2 separate regions of the Mus musculus genome follow, and region 2 is linked to region 1. The links are chromatin contacts, found by Hi-C or POLR2A ChIA-PET in ENCODE. All regions are on one chromosome and are shown on one strand. Each heading gives the region's core, a stretch centred on a gene start or an enhancer-like site at or near the end of the contact. The rest is flanking DNA. Distances are from core to core; before and after follow the strand shown. Region 1 holds the start of Unkl (unkempt family like zinc finger). Region 2 holds the start of Tsr3 (TSR3 20S rRNA accumulation).

The links. A loop is a pair of places that touch in the nucleus more often than their neighbours do. ChIA-PET counts read pairs that join two places held with the same protein, here RNA polymerase II (POLR2A).
Region 2: a map of heart shows a loop between it and region 1 (2.0-fold over the local background). The contact joins the promoter of Tsr3 here to the promoter of Unkl in region 1. A Hi-C loop is called at or near these places in 1 of 37 maps with a recorded cell type or tissue (heart). POLR2A ChIA-PET finds 5 or more read pairs at or near these places in 4 of 5 experiments (Patski and embryonic stem cell).

The regions. Positions count from the first base shown.
Region 1 is chr17:25,183,675-25,190,645 of GRCm38, forward strand. Unkl (unkempt family like zinc finger) reads left to right here and starts at 4,726. Exons shown (of 15, transcript NM_001197024.1): 1 at 4,726-4,818; 2 at 5,792-6,001. The coding sequence starts at 4,742. It overlaps BC003965 (cDNA sequence BC003965), which reads left to right and starts at 887. Exons shown (of 2, transcript NM_183150.2): 1 at 887-966; 2 at 1,046-3,988. The coding sequence starts at 935. The coding sequence ends at 1,424. It overlaps Gm52286 (a long non-coding RNA gene), which reads right to left and starts at 5,796. Exons shown (of 2, transcript XR_003952239.1): 1 at 5,442-5,796; 2 at 4,380-5,335.
Region 2 is chr17:25,234,902-25,242,220 of GRCm38, forward strand. It overlaps Tsr3 (TSR3 20S rRNA accumulation), which reads left to right and starts at 5,269. Exons shown (of 6, transcript NM_026676.3): 1 at 5,269-5,463; 2 at 5,543-5,762; 3 at 6,163-6,356; 4 at 6,787-6,960; 5 at 7,258-7,319. The coding sequence starts at 5,352. It overlaps Gnptg (N-acetylglucosamine-1-phosphotransferase, gamma subunit), which reads right to left and starts at 5,215. Exons shown (of 11, transcript NM_172529.3): 1 at 5,159-5,215; 2 at 5,013-5,070; 3 at 4,874-4,941; 4 at 955-1,009; 5 at 804-887; 6 at 633-726; 7 at 444-558; 8 at 281-363; 9 at 79-210. The coding sequence starts at 5,210.

The DNA.
Region 1 (6,971 bases), core at 3,476-5,975:
AAAATCGGAGTGATAATCATTATTGAGCCCTGCGGTAAGACCAGGTGTAATATAACTCACTCTAGCTTCTACACAGCACAGGTACTAAGAAGACAGACACCTTTAGGGCTGATCCTCTTTTTTTTTTTTTTTTTTTTGTATTTTAAATTGGGTTGATGTTAAGCTGTGTAGTACTTGGGACCAGTGATTCTCTTCTATCTGCCTCCACAGTATTGGGATTACAAGGTTGCCTGGCTGATTCTGACGATGCAGAGCTTCAATCAGCTTCCAGATCAAAAGGCCAGGTGCACGTTAGCTATGGGAGTGTAATTTCAGAATCGCCTCCCTGTAGGCTGTCCGAGATCTGGTCAGCCTATGGTCTACACAGAGCCATTTCCATTCTTCCTGAAGGCAAATGGATTCTGGGGACCTGGGATAGTCTAGGTGGAGGTGATGTTTCTACAAGCCTTTTCAAAGGGACGGCCAGGCCGGGAGGCGTTTAAGGCGCGAGGGTTTCCCGCCTCCGTGCCTGAGAGCTCGGATGGAGCGCTAAGACTGGAAGATGCGCTCATGGAGAACAGGGACCAAGTCCCTCCCGGACGATGGTCCTGGAAAGAAGCCAGCAGATGCCACGGGTTCTCAAGTCCTTGGGCATCACACTAAACAGCCTCGGGCCAAGCTCTTCGGAGAACCGAGTCTGCTTCACTTTCAATCCGCCGCGCCGGATCAGGTCTCAATGGAAGGACCCAGAACGACACAAACCCGTAAGTCGTCCAGATAGTGATCAGGGCGAGGCCGGAGACGGAAGAGCTAGCGAGAGGAAATGCATCATTTCCGTTGCGCCGCTGGACCCACGTTTTGTAGTCGTGAAATTGGATGTGAAGTTCGGCTTCCGGTTTTGTGCGACGGAAGTGACGAAAGCGCGGTGCGCCTCAGCGTGCGAGTCGAGGTCGCTATGAACAGTGTCCTGTGCTCACGGGCTGCGGGGTGAGAGCCGTGAGGTGCCGGTGCGTGAGGGTGGGAGGTGGCCGTGGCTCCGGGACGCTTACTGCTGTCTCTCTTCCAGAGCGGTCCGGGCTCTGCGGCTCGTGGGCTGGGCTTCGCGAAGTTTGCATCCGCCGCCCCGTGGCCGGTCTCCAGCTCAGCCTGCAGACAGGGAAGAGGAGGACGACGACCCCAACCTCCCGATCCAATTTTCCGGCAGCAAAGCCACCCCGATCCGCTGGACCGTGGAGCATTCCCTGGGGAAGCCGCAGCAGCGGCCCTGGTGGAAAGTGCTGCCGCTCACCCTCACACTCGTGGCTCTGGTTGTATGGTGCTACCAGAGGGAGGAGAGCGGCATGGACCTGTGGTTGAGGCAGGTGTTGGAAGAGGAGGACGAGGAGGAGCCGGAAGGTCCTCCGGAGGAGCTTGAAGCTCCGGCCCTCTACGGGGCTAGAACGTAACAGGGTGCGTGCTGAGGAAGGGACTAGGCAGCCGTCCTTTCGTTGTTGAATTTGACGATTTCTGAACTGGTTCTGCGCATGTCCTCGTTGCTTAAAGGACTTGGATGGCGCTCTTGGCGCTGAGACACAAGAACACAGCACAAAGTTGGAGGCTTGAAATCTGATCTTTGCCGAACACCAATGCCCAGTGATTACGTCCATAGAACTTTTGAGGTTCCTAGAAAAGGTTTTGGGTGCACCTTATGCTCTTGAGTTATGATGTGTTCATACAGCCTAATCATGTTTCCAGCGTTCATCTGGTGGAGGTGTTACCTGCAGTTCATTCGCTTTCCGAGACAGACTAACTGCTGAAGTGTAATTACCTATATGTGTGCAACATCAGTTGAAGCTATTTTAAAAACTAACAAATGGAAAATACATTTGGTAAAGTCTAATGAACTCAATTTTCTCACCTCCCCTTTCATCATCAAGTAGGCTTTGGTTTTTTTGTTTTGAAACACAGTCCCCCTATTTAGCTCTGGCAGGCCTAGAACTGGCTATGTAAACCAGCCTTGCTGTAGACTTAGATATCAGCCTGCTTCCTGCTTCTGCTGCCATCTTTTTTTTTTTTTTTTTCTCTTCTGCTCTTCATTCCCACATGAGAACTTAAAAACTTGACAGAAGTGGTAGGGTATGCTTGTCATCTCAACACTTATGAAACTGAGGCAGGAGGATCCTAAGTTTGGGGTCTGCTTGGGCTACGTAGGGAGGGCCTGTCTCAAACAAAACAAAACATCAATAATATAGTGGGTTGGTTTTTTTTGTTTGTTTGTTTCTGTCTTTTTCACAGTGTTGTGATTGAACTCAGGAGTCTATTGTGCTATCCTACCAATGAGGTCTGTTTCCAGCTCACATAGAATTGCTTTTGCAAAAAAAAAAAAATGTTACATTTCATGCAGTGGGTTCTCAGTGCTGCCAGGCTGATAACTTATCTGAAGTGATGTGGGCATTTGAACTCGTGAGCAGAATAAGTGGGGACACTCACTACACCTCTGCTTTCTCGTTTTTTTTCTTTCCTTCCCCCTTTCTAATTTTTCAAGACAAGGTTTCTTTATGTAGCCCTGGCCATCCTGGAATTCTGGCTGTATCCCTGGCTGGCCTTGAACTCAGAGGCAGAGGCTGCGTCCGCCTCCTGAGTGGTGGGATCAAAGGCGAGCACCACCAGATCTGAGTTTCACATCTATTTTACGGATAGGAGAATAGGTGTGTTAGCTAAAGGGTTACTTAAATGTTTATTTTATTTATTTATTTATTTTTTGTGCTATGCTTTTCCAATTTCCCAAATAGACTGTAGCTTGTGTTTTTCCTATTGTTTTCAGCCCAATGAATTCTCTGGGTGAGTGCCCAGCAAATATCAGGTAGGGAGAGGGCCTGTAACTAACTATAAGCCAGCTGCATGTACAAGACAGTAGATAAACTGTTGGGCAGAAAGAAATGATTGAATAAAACATGTTCTTTTGAGGGAGGAGGAGTTAACGTAACTGACGCTTACAAAATTAGATTTACTTTATGTGTATGTATGTGCATCACATACATGTCTGTTGCCTATACAGGTAAGAAGAGGATGTCAGATTCCCTGGAACTGGAAATACAAATGGCTATGAGCAACCATGTAGGTTCTGGGAACTGAACTTGGGTCCTCTGGAAGAGGAGCCATTCACTGTGAGCAATTTCTCCAGCCCCAACAGCCACTTTGTGTAAGCTCTTGAAAATGGAAAGGCTCAGTAGTGTTGGAAGTGAGCTGTTACACAGATAAAAACCTGTTAGTTCTGTTCTGAGCCATAGCCCTCGAGTACCAGCTTCAATAAAAGGACACGTCTGGCCCTTATGTGGGTGTCACAGGTGATGTCTGCAGAGGAATAAAACACATCTTTTGATGAGAGACCTTTGCCCATGTCCACAGTCAAGGTCGCTGAGTTCCACCATCACTGCTATTTGCTCTCTGTCACACCTTACAGAGCCAGCTTCTCTCTCTCTCTCTCTCTCTCTCTCCCTCTCTCTCTCTTTCTCTCCCTCTCTCTCTCTCAGATTCCTTAGGTTGTCTTGTGTGTTTCTCCAGGCTGGACTTGGGGGTTGACCTAGTTTTCATTCCCTATCCCTCAGCAGTCTGAGACACATTTATTCCTCTGTAGGTTCCCCTGTCTGCCCTTCCCTGCTTGCTCATTCTTCTATTTGATCTTTGAAAAAACAATGTTTCTGTTTGCTGGGACTGCCTACAGCTCACTATCCATCCACATGCTTGTGCAACCATTAAAATAAGTCCTTTAAACTAAGTTAACTTCAGGGTCTGTGGGCTAGGGGAAATGCTCAGGGATAAGTGCTTAGCCGGCATGGACCTGGGTCCGGGCACGCACATGGCTCCGGGTTCTACCTCTAGCACCCAAACCAAACCAACTCACTCTCCAAAGTTGTCAACAACTCAAAGAATTTGTCTACAAAAATGTCATATGAAGAAGTCAGTAATCCTACCAGCAAATGGTAATTTTACCTTACTAGTACTTTAAAATATAGCATACATACCTGGACCGTGTATGTCTCTCTGTTAATATTTTAGATCGTGTTTCTGGAAATGGGATAGGTTTTCTGTAATCCTCCTTTCTGAAAACATCCCTCTCTTTTCTGCCCATTCCTTTCAGAACACTTGTGGCTGTGCTACTCAGACTTTATCCCTCAGAGCACACCCGCAGTTAGCAGAGGAGCTGTGGTCACTTTACACACCAGTGAATGCTAGCCCTGGGTTCTCCCGAATTCATCCTAGCACTTGCGAGTCCTGCCCGCCACGTGCAGTTAGCATTCTGCGGACCCCAGATCAGTCTGATTACTGACCACCCTGTACATCCTTTACCCGATGGGCTCATCTGGCAGCATCTTACGCTGTGTTTTTAAAAAAGTGGCTCAACAGAATTCACACTCGGATTATCCTTAAATTCACAAATTTAATAAAGGGGCGACCATCGTCACAGTCTAATTATAGACTTTTTCCAGTTCAAAGAAACCTGTGCCCAACAGCAGCCCTGGACGCAGAGGCCATCATGGGGACTCTACACCAACGGGCGTGTCCCGCCTTGCGCCTGTAACTTGCTGCCGTGGTGGGCCGGCAGAACCTGTGTGTCACCCCCGCCGCACAGCGCGCGTGGGCGAGGGGTCGGTGGGGGCGTGGCCGGCGTGGCGTGCCCGGGGGTGTGGCCGGCGCGGCGGGGGGCGCAGGGGGCTCGGTGCGGGGGGGAGATCCGGGGGCGCCGGCGCGGCGCATGCGCGCTGCATTGTTTTGACTGAAAATGCCGTCGGTTTCGAAAGCGGCGGCGGCGGCGCTGAGCGGGTCCCCCCCGCAGACAGAGAAACCAACCCACTACAGGTCAGTGCCTGGGCTGCGGTCCGTGGCCTTCTGGGCGCTGCGGCGCAAAGCAGCGGCCCGCGTGCGCCACGGGCCCCGGTGTCGCCGCTGTGGGTGCGCCCCGCCCGCGCCCGCGCCCCCGCCGCCAGCTCTTGCGGGTCACGCCGTCCAGGCGCGGGCCGCCGCCTAAGGTGGAGTGGCAGCGCCCAGGGTTTTCGGTGACCCCTGGCTTGGGGGCTGGACTTGCTCCTGGTCTCCGGCGACCCCGCGCGCCAGACTGGAGTCTGGGGAACAGCGCCTGCGTTCGTAGCTCAGGGCCGCGCCTGGGCTGGAGGTGGGCGCACGGCCATCCGGACTCGAGCAGTCGCTGCCTGAGGTTGAGAGGCGGTTCCGGGGTCTGGGGTGACCTCTGGGCTGGGGGCGGAGCCGCACCTAGAGTCCGGTGGCCGCTTGGTTGTGAGCCCGGGGGTCGTTTCTGCGGCGCAGAAGAGGGGTTGCGCCTGGTGTGGGCGGGTGGCGCTTGCAGTCCATCTGGAACCTATGAAGGTAGTCGAGCGGGAGACCGGGACTGAGGATTGAGAGGTGGCTCCAGGGGTCAGGGACTAGAAGGGGGCAGAGAATGGAGTGTACTTCTGTAGAGTTACCTGGGATCAGAGTTGGTGATGGCCTGCTAAGAGGAGGTCTATGCCTCGTGTCCGGGAATCTTCTTATCTGGGGACTGGGAAGTGGTATTTGGGGTCAGGGAACGGAGAGTCTGCCTGACTGGAGTTACCTGGTCTCCGAGTTGGGAAGTGACACCCGGGGTGCTTTTAAAAAAGGAGGGTACCGGGCCATGGCAGTCAGGATCGCTCAGTGTGTGTGTGTGTGTGTGTGTGTGTGTGTGTGTGTATTGCCGGGGGTGGGGGATGCTTCTCGTCTGGGACCCTGCCCCGCCGCATCCCAGGGGCCTCCAGCCGGCGGTGGCTGCGGCCCGCAACGCTGTTTGTCTTTTTAGGTATCTAAAGGAGTTTAGGACAGAGCAGTGCTCCCTGTTTTTGCAGCATAAGTGCAGCCAGCACAGGCCGTTCACCTGTTTCCATTGGCATTTCCTAAATCAGCGTCGTCGCAGACCGCTCCGACGACGCGATGGCACCTTCAACTACAGCCCGGACATATACTGCTCCAAGTACGATGAGGCCACCGGCCTGTGTCCCGATGGTGATGAGTAAGTGGGGTTCCGGTGGGTGGCTCATGGTCTTTCCTCAGGATTGGTGTTGACTCTCTGATCAACAGGTTTTTGAGGTTTCTGGTTTTTTGTTTTTTTGAGACAGGGTGTCTTTATGAAGGCCTGGCTGTCCTGAAACACTGTATGTAGACCAGACTGGCCTCAAACTCATAGTGATACCTGTCTTGGCCCCTTAAAGTGCTGGCATTAAAGGTGTATGCCACTACACTGGTCTCCTTGCTTCTTTTTAACACCCACTACCTGTAGAGGGAACCTCATTTTTATTCAAGACTTCTCGGGGTCAGTAGAGTAGTGTGCTTGAGGGGTTCCCTGTTTGTAGGCTAGTTTCCTAAAAGATGATGTATGTGTGTTGTAGGTGAAAATCTTTGGTAATTCAAACTGATTTTGATTCACTTACCACCCCACCCCATCCAATGCTCTACTTTAAAACTGGCCCATGTTTTGCCAGCCATCTGATTTAAAACGGTTTTGTGTGGTCAGTTGTAAGTGTGTCATGTGTAACATGTAAGTGTGGAATATTTTCTTGCTTATGTATGTATTTTAAAGAAGAGTAGCAGAACTGTTATTCTGATAAGGATTTGTGAATTGATTTGTGGACAGGAGCCCGTGATCTGCTTATGTAGGCTAGGACTCTTTAACACTGTGATGCGTTCTGCTCATTTGTAGTTGTTTTTTTGTTTTGTTTTGTTTTTTTTAATGGTAGGAAAGTTGTTTTATTTGCACGTTGTCAGTTATGTAACACTTTTGGATTTTAATAAGTCAAGGTTTTGTTTGGGTTAGTTTATATTTTACAAGTTTCCTAATGGTGTTATGAACAGATGTCTTTCTTTGTGTGCATGTGTGTGCTTGTGTGTGCAGGTGCAGAGTGTGGCGGCTCACGCGCCAGTGCGTACACACACGATTGGAGTTCTCAGGTTAACCTTACATGCTGTTCTCACCTTATTTTAAA
Region 2 (7,319 bases), core at 4,019-6,518, 52 kb after region 1:
GCCAGCCTGGTTAAACCCTGGTGGATGCTATCAGAACTAGGGACCCCTGTAACCCTCCCTCTGTCCCCAGACTCTTACCTTTCTACAGTTGTCCAGAGTCTCAAGCCCCAGGCCCTTGGAACCTCCTGCCAGCTGGGTGGGATGGGTTTCTCCTGGGACCTTTAAGTAGCCAGCATCCTCAAAAAGTACCCTTAGCAACTTCTCATAGCCCTGAAGGTGGAAGAGGTAGGAGGAGTACCTGATAGCATGGGCAAGGGGACAACCCTGAGTGTGCACCCACCTGTGGTGTGATCAGTTCGTCTGCCAGGTCCTGTTCCACCTGGTCCCAGCGCTGCTGCAGGGCCTCTGACAGAGTTGGATACACTACAGACAGCAGGAGCCAGACATTGCAGTCTCCTACCTCCCCCCCCCTTCCCTGGACCCACCCCTACCCAGAGGCCTACCTAACAAAGAGTGGGGATGGCAAACAAGAGGGGTCTCGAATGTCAATGCATAGACACAGGTGCTTGGCTCAGACACGTGGGCCAGTCGGTTGATCTTTCCACAGGTGAGCTCCACCTGAGAAGAGAGCCTGAGTGGCTGGTGGGGGCAGGAGGTTGCTCTCTACCACCTACTTTCCCTGTGGGCCTCACCTTGCTCTGCCGGCTCCGGGAGTGGCAGGAGTCCCCATCAGTCATCCACATGCCCTTGAAGGTATTGTTGATGATTTCCCACTCATGCCAGATGCTGGGGAAAAGGAGCAGCAAAGCAATGATGTGGGGGCCCAGGGAGCAGGTTACCACCACTGCCCTAGCCCAGCTTACCCAAGGATCCCGCTGTAGGCGTTCCAGCGGAAGGTCTGCTCGTGCTGGGTGACGTTGTGGAAAGGGCAGAATTCATACTTGTACCTGGGAACACAGGCACATCAGGAGCTCTGCAGACTCCGCCCACTCCACCCACCAGCCTGGCACTCACGTGGACTCCACTAGGCTAAAGCACTTGCCAGCAAGTCTGAAGAGATGCAGGGGCCCTGGGGAAGAACACAACAGCAGTTAAGCATCGGTATAAACTCTGCTACCCCTAAAGCTGGAAGCTAAGGTAGGCAGGAGAGCACTAACCATCAAGGCCAGAACGCCCCAAGCTCCTTTCCTAAATGATTGGGAATGCAGAGGCAGGCTGACCTAACTCCTAGGGACTGACAAACTCATCTCCAGACCACAGAACTGGTTGTCTGTGGCAGGATTCCCATGCTTGTTCCTGTGGAGGAGGCTCTCAGTATCTGTCTAGGCTACATAATGAGACCCAGTCTCAAAAATTAAAAATGAATGAACAGGGTGTGGACCTTTAATCCCAGCACTCAGGAGGCAGAGGCTGACAGAGCTTTGTGAGTTTAAGGGCAGCCTGGTTTACAAAAGTGAGTTCCAGGACACCCACTGTTATACAGAGAAACCCTGTCTCAAAGAATAAAAGAGTTAAGAAAGAAAATCTAAACTGCAACCTTATTAGAAAGGACCTGCTTTACCACGCAGGCCCAGCTTTGTGATTCAGATCTCTGATCACATGCTAAACTGTACTTAGATGTACAGTCAGTTCTGATGCTCTCCTTGATAACCGAAGCCAGGAGCATGGGTCTTTCTCATGGCTGTCTCTAGCTACTTTATAGCGTCATTTCTGTCTTCACCTTCCTGTTGTGTGATGTCCTCTCAATTCGGGCTGAGTGACTTCCCTTGGTGTTCCTGATAGGACAGGTCTATTGATTCTCCTGCAGGTTCTGTTACTTAAGAAAATACCTGCCTTTTTGAGGTGTGCCAGGGACTCAACCTAGGACCTCGAGCATATATTCTGAAGTTCTATTGACCTGGGGCTGTATGAGAAAAATAAGAACAAAAACTGGGGGCTGGAGAGATGGCTCAGCAGTTAAGAGCACTGACTGCTCCTCCAGAGGTTCTGAGTTCAATTCCCAGCAACCACATGGTGGCTCACAACCATCTGTAATGGGATCTGACACCCTCTTCTGGTGCATCTGAAGGCAGCTACAGATTGTACTTAAATCTTTTTTAAAAATTGGTTCTCTGAAAAGATAGCAATACTGACACCTGGAAGCTGGGTGTGATGGCTTCGTGCCTGTAACCCCAGCACTGCGGAGACTGGAGCAGGACGCACTGGTGTGGTGCTGGTGCCAGCATGGGGAGATGGTGTATTCAGAGAAGTGTGTGTTGTGCAAGCACGAGGAACTGAGTTTGGGTCCTCAACACCCACATAAGAAGCTGGATGCCAGCAATGTCAGTGCTGGACGGGCAGAGATGGGCGGAGTCTCCGCGACTTGCTGGACAACCAGCCTAGCTGAATCCTTGAGCTTTAGATTCAGTGAGAGATCCTGACTCTCAGTAAGTGTTCGGAAGCAGTAGAGGAAGACACCCAACCTTGACCTCGGACCTCCACACAGGCACACACAAACACATTACACAGAAAGAGAATAGGAGGGGGTGAAGAGACGGGTGGGTGGTCGTGAGCACTTGTTGCTTTTGTGAAGGATCCAGGTTCGGTTCCTAGCATGTACATACGTGATGGCTCACAATCATCTATAACCCCAGTTCTAGAAAACCCAATGCCTTCTTCTGGCACAGGTACTTCACACAATATGGTACACAGACAGCAAACAAGCAAAACACCCAGTAAAATAAAAGCTTAAGTAAAAATAAACTGAGCCTGTAAAAATAAACCTGTAGCCAAACTGACTAGGAAAAGCAAAACTGTAAGTAAGTAAGTAAAACTAGAAATAAAAGTTGGGGTATTTGCAACCAACATCACAAAAGTAAAAAGGGTGATTGGTAACTATGAACGAATGGATGTAGTTGAAACTGACAATTTCCTCCGAAACACGGGCTTGCCAAGGGTGGCTTCGAGGAAGCAGCAGGCAGCTGTGAATGAGCACACCTGTGAGGTTAGGCAGCCCATCTCCTAGGCTGAGTAGCCCTTCAACCAAGTAGGTTTCTCTCACCCCCCCTCCCTATCTCCCCATCCTCTCTCCTGCCAAGACTGTCCTGGAACTTACTGTGTAGGTCAGGCCTGGGCTTGAACTAATGATCCTCCTCTGAGGTGCTGGGATAATGGTCTTGTGACAGTCTATGCATACTGTATCTTTTTCTTTCTAATATTGCTATTAAATGAATAAAAATAAACATCTGCAGTACTGGGTTCCTAGCAACATCTGGCCCCTCCTGGCCAACCAAGGAGCTACATGTTAGTTTGGAAGGGCTGTGGAGAAGTCTTACGATTATACACAAATACACGCGCGCGCGCACACACTATTATACACAAATACACACGCACACGATTATACACAAATACGCACGCGCGCACACTCACACAACCTCACAATGTAATGGTAGCAGGACTTAAAACAGTGTCACCTTATGAAAAGGAGAGAAGATGGTAACAGTTGACTACGAGAGGAGCCTGGTAAGTGCTCTGCAGCCCTGAGCTATCTCTTCTTCACGGGATCAAATCTACAAACCAGCTTGCCCAACATGCCTAAGATAGTGGGTCACCAAATCCCCAGAGTGCAGCTAGTCACGTTTTTTTTTTTTTTTTTGGAATCTTTATCATGTATCTACTTATTTATTTATTTATTTTTATTAGATACTTTATTTATATACAATATAAATAAATATTAAATAAATTTATTATTATATATATTTATATATATTTATATTATATATTTATTTATATATAATATAAATATATATATATAAATAAATATATATTTCAAATGCTATCCCGAAAGTTCCCTATACCCTCCCTCCACCCTGCTCCCCTACCCACCCACTCCTGCTTCTTGGCCCTGGCATTCCCCTGTACTGGGGCATATAAAATTTGCAATACCAAGGGGCCTCTCTTCCCAGTGATGGCCAACTAGGCCATCTTCTGCTACATATGCAGCTAGAGATATGAGCTCTGGGGGTACTGGTTAGTTCATATTGTTGTTCCACCTATAGGGTTGCAGACCCCTTCAGCTCCTTGGGTGCTTTCTCTAGCTTCTCCATTGGGGGCCCTGTGTTCCATCTTATAGATGACTTGTGAGCATCCACTTCTGTATTTGCCAGGCACTGGCATAGCCTCATACGAGACAGCTATAACAGGGTCCCTTCAGCAAGATCTTTCTGGCATATGCAATAGTGTCTGGGTTGCCAAGGTTCTTTTATGCTGGCCAGCCCTGAGCCACCTCCAACAGCTTGTCTTTCAGTCCTCCTAGGATCTTAGTCCCAAATTTCCTGTGCTGGTGCCCTCTCCACTCCGTAAGACCTAGAAAGGGCTAGATACACCTGGAGTGTTGAGTCTTCATACCCAACATCCCTAGAGCTTCTAATTGGTCTAAGCACCTGTGGAAAGTAGAGGCTTTAATACCACAAGTTGGAGGCCAGCTTGAGTCTACTATAAAAGACTTTGAAAGACTCTTACCTTAAAAACACAAAAGTAGCCGGGGGTGGCACACGCCTTTAATCCCAGCACTTGGGAGGCAGAGGCAGGCGGATTTCTGAGTTCCGGGCCAGCCTGGTCTACAAAGAGTTCCAGGGCTATACAGAGGAACCCTGTCCCGAAAAACAAAACGAAACAAAACAAAAACCCCACAAAAGTTAGGGATGTGACCCAAGCCTTGAGCGCTTGCTTGCTTAGCCCTAGGTAATCGCCAACCCTGGGAGCGAGAGGGGATTGCAGTTCCAGTATATACTTCAGAGCATTTAAAACACTCAAGTTTGACAAACGAATTCGTAACCCTTCAGCGAGTACATTATGAGTCCTTCATCCAAGGCACCCTTCCCTCCCTAACCGAGAGCTTTTTTCGGCCCCCTCAGTCAGCACCTCGGCCAGCTCCGCACCCTCCCGCGCTCACCGGATACAGCTGAAGGCTCTCTCTTGGGCTGAAGGCGGCTTGCCTGGGGCAAGAACGGGTTATTCAGCCTATGGAACAGAGAAGGTCAGAAGAGCCAGCCAGGCTCGGTCCCCAAGCCGCAGGACCGTGATCCGCTCACCCGAATGTGTTAGGCTCCTCCACCACCTTCATCTTCCCGGCACATGCCGGCGCGGGCCCTGCGGAGCGGGGAGAGAGGTGGTGAGTAGGGAGCGGAGGCGCGAGCGACGCCAGCGCGCGGGGGGCTATGTGCGCGGAGCCACTGACCCTGCGACGCGAGCCCCAGCAACATCAGGAAGCCAGCCAGCCGCCCCGCCATTGCTCCTAGGGTCTCACGGTCACGTGAGTGACAGCCGGAACTGACTCCCCTCAAAACCGGAAGCTGTGCGAGCGCGCACGCGCGCACGCTCTTGAACAAACGCTGGAGCTGAGGATTTCATCTCGGATTTCATCTAACATTATGGGCCGCAAGAAAGTTGCTCGCGGATCCAGGAAAGAGAGCGGTCGTGTTCGGCGACCCTCTGGCCGCTCTCTGGATGCTTTCGCTGAAGAGGTGGGCGCTGCGCTGCGTGGTGAGTTTGGAGCAGTCGGAGCAGCGGGTCGGGCCTGGGAGCAGGCGCTGAGGACCCGGCCTTCTCTCTCTCCTTGTAGCATCCGTGCAGCCCGAGGAGGCCGAGGACCAGGGCGGCCCGGGCCCTGCGGCGCTGCCTTGTGCCTTGGCTATGTGGGAGCTTGGTCACTGCGACCCCAAGCGCTGCACGGGCCGCAAACTGGCCCGTCTGGGTCTGGTGCGCTGCCTGCGCCTGAGCCAAAGGTTTGGCGGTCTGGTGCTCAGCCCAGTAGGCACTGAGTACGTGTCTCCGGCAGACAGGTAGACACCAGAGGCCTGGGGATCGGGGAGGGGTCGGAGAGGGGTTGGAATGCCCTTCCCACCATCTTGTCTTTGTTAAACTGCCCTGTATCAGGAGTATCATTTTCTTCAAGCCTTGCTTATTGGTCTTGGATGTCCACATCTTTCATATGAGCAGAGTTGTATTTAATTTGACCCTTTTCATAGAGCAGGGCTATAGTGTAGAAAGCCTAGGAGAAACATTTGTTGTGTAAAGTAAACACTGTCCAGCTACCCTCAACTGCTTCCTGAAGGGTTCTTTCTACTATTGCAATAAACCATAACTTCGAAATAGCAGAGTGATCTCTCATCTGTAGTGAAGCCAGTCTCCAAGGATGTGCCTTATTTGGGGCCCTAGAACCTACCCTACACTCTCTGACAGACAGCTGGTGGCACAGTCAGGGGTCGCAGTCATAGACTGCTCCTGGGCCAAACTGGACGACACACCCTTTCAGAAGATGCGAGGGAGCCACTTGCGGCTCCTGCCTTACCTCGTAGCTGCCAACCCTGTAAACTATGGCCGGCCCTGCAAACTTTCCTGTGTGGAAGCTTTCGCTGCTGCCTTCTGCATCGTAGGTGAGTTTTGGGTCTGACAGAAGCCTGGCAATGGCAGTCTGGAGGCTGACTGCTTGCCCCCTCCTCCTCCCTCACCTGGAGACTGGGGTTTCTTCTGGCAGAGTCTGAGCAAGGGGGTGGGATGTGAGGAGAATATATTGGGAGCCATTAGAAAACAGCCTTTGTCTTCAGTCTCAGTGCCCACATACAGTCTTAACCTTATGAAGCAGAGGTAGAGGCAAAATGGACCACTGCCTTCCCTGGATGGTGTGTGGGCCCAATGGCTACCCCGTAAGACACAGAGACTAGGATAATAGGACTGTTTCTCAGCAAATGAGAGGAACCTTGGGAACTGTAGAGGAGGTGACAGCTTCCTGAGATAGCAGGCAGGGTCATGCAGTTGTGCTCTCTATAGGTGTCCCAGGCATATCTTTGGTTTTTGTTCCACTAGGCTTTTCAGACCTTGCTGTCATTTTGCTTCGGAAGTTTAAGTGGGGCAAGGGCTTCCTGGACCTGAACCGGGAGCTCCTGGATAAGTACGCAGCTTGCCGTGGCCCGGAGGAGGTGTTGCAGGCTGAACAGGGGTACTTGGCTAGCACCAGGGACACGCCTGAAGAGGACATCGGTGAGTCCTGGTGTTGGCTGGGAGCCCCAGAGAAGCAATCAAGTCCCTCCAGGGCCTTAGGAGCCTAGAGCCTGAAAATCACTTAGAAGTCCCCTTCCTCTCTTCTTCTTTCTTTCTTTCTTTTTTTTTTGGGGGTGGGGGTGGGGGTGGGGAGAGGGTTTCTCTGTGTAGTCCTGGCTGTCCTGGAACTCACTTTGTAGACCAGGCTGGCCTCAAACTCAGAAATCCGCCTGCCTCTGCCTCCCGAGTGCTGGGATTAAAGGTGTGCGCCACCACGCCCTCTCTTTCTGTGTTCAGATCCCTTTGACGTGGACTCAGGGCGGGAGTTTGTGAATCTCAACAGGCCCGTGGCCAGCACC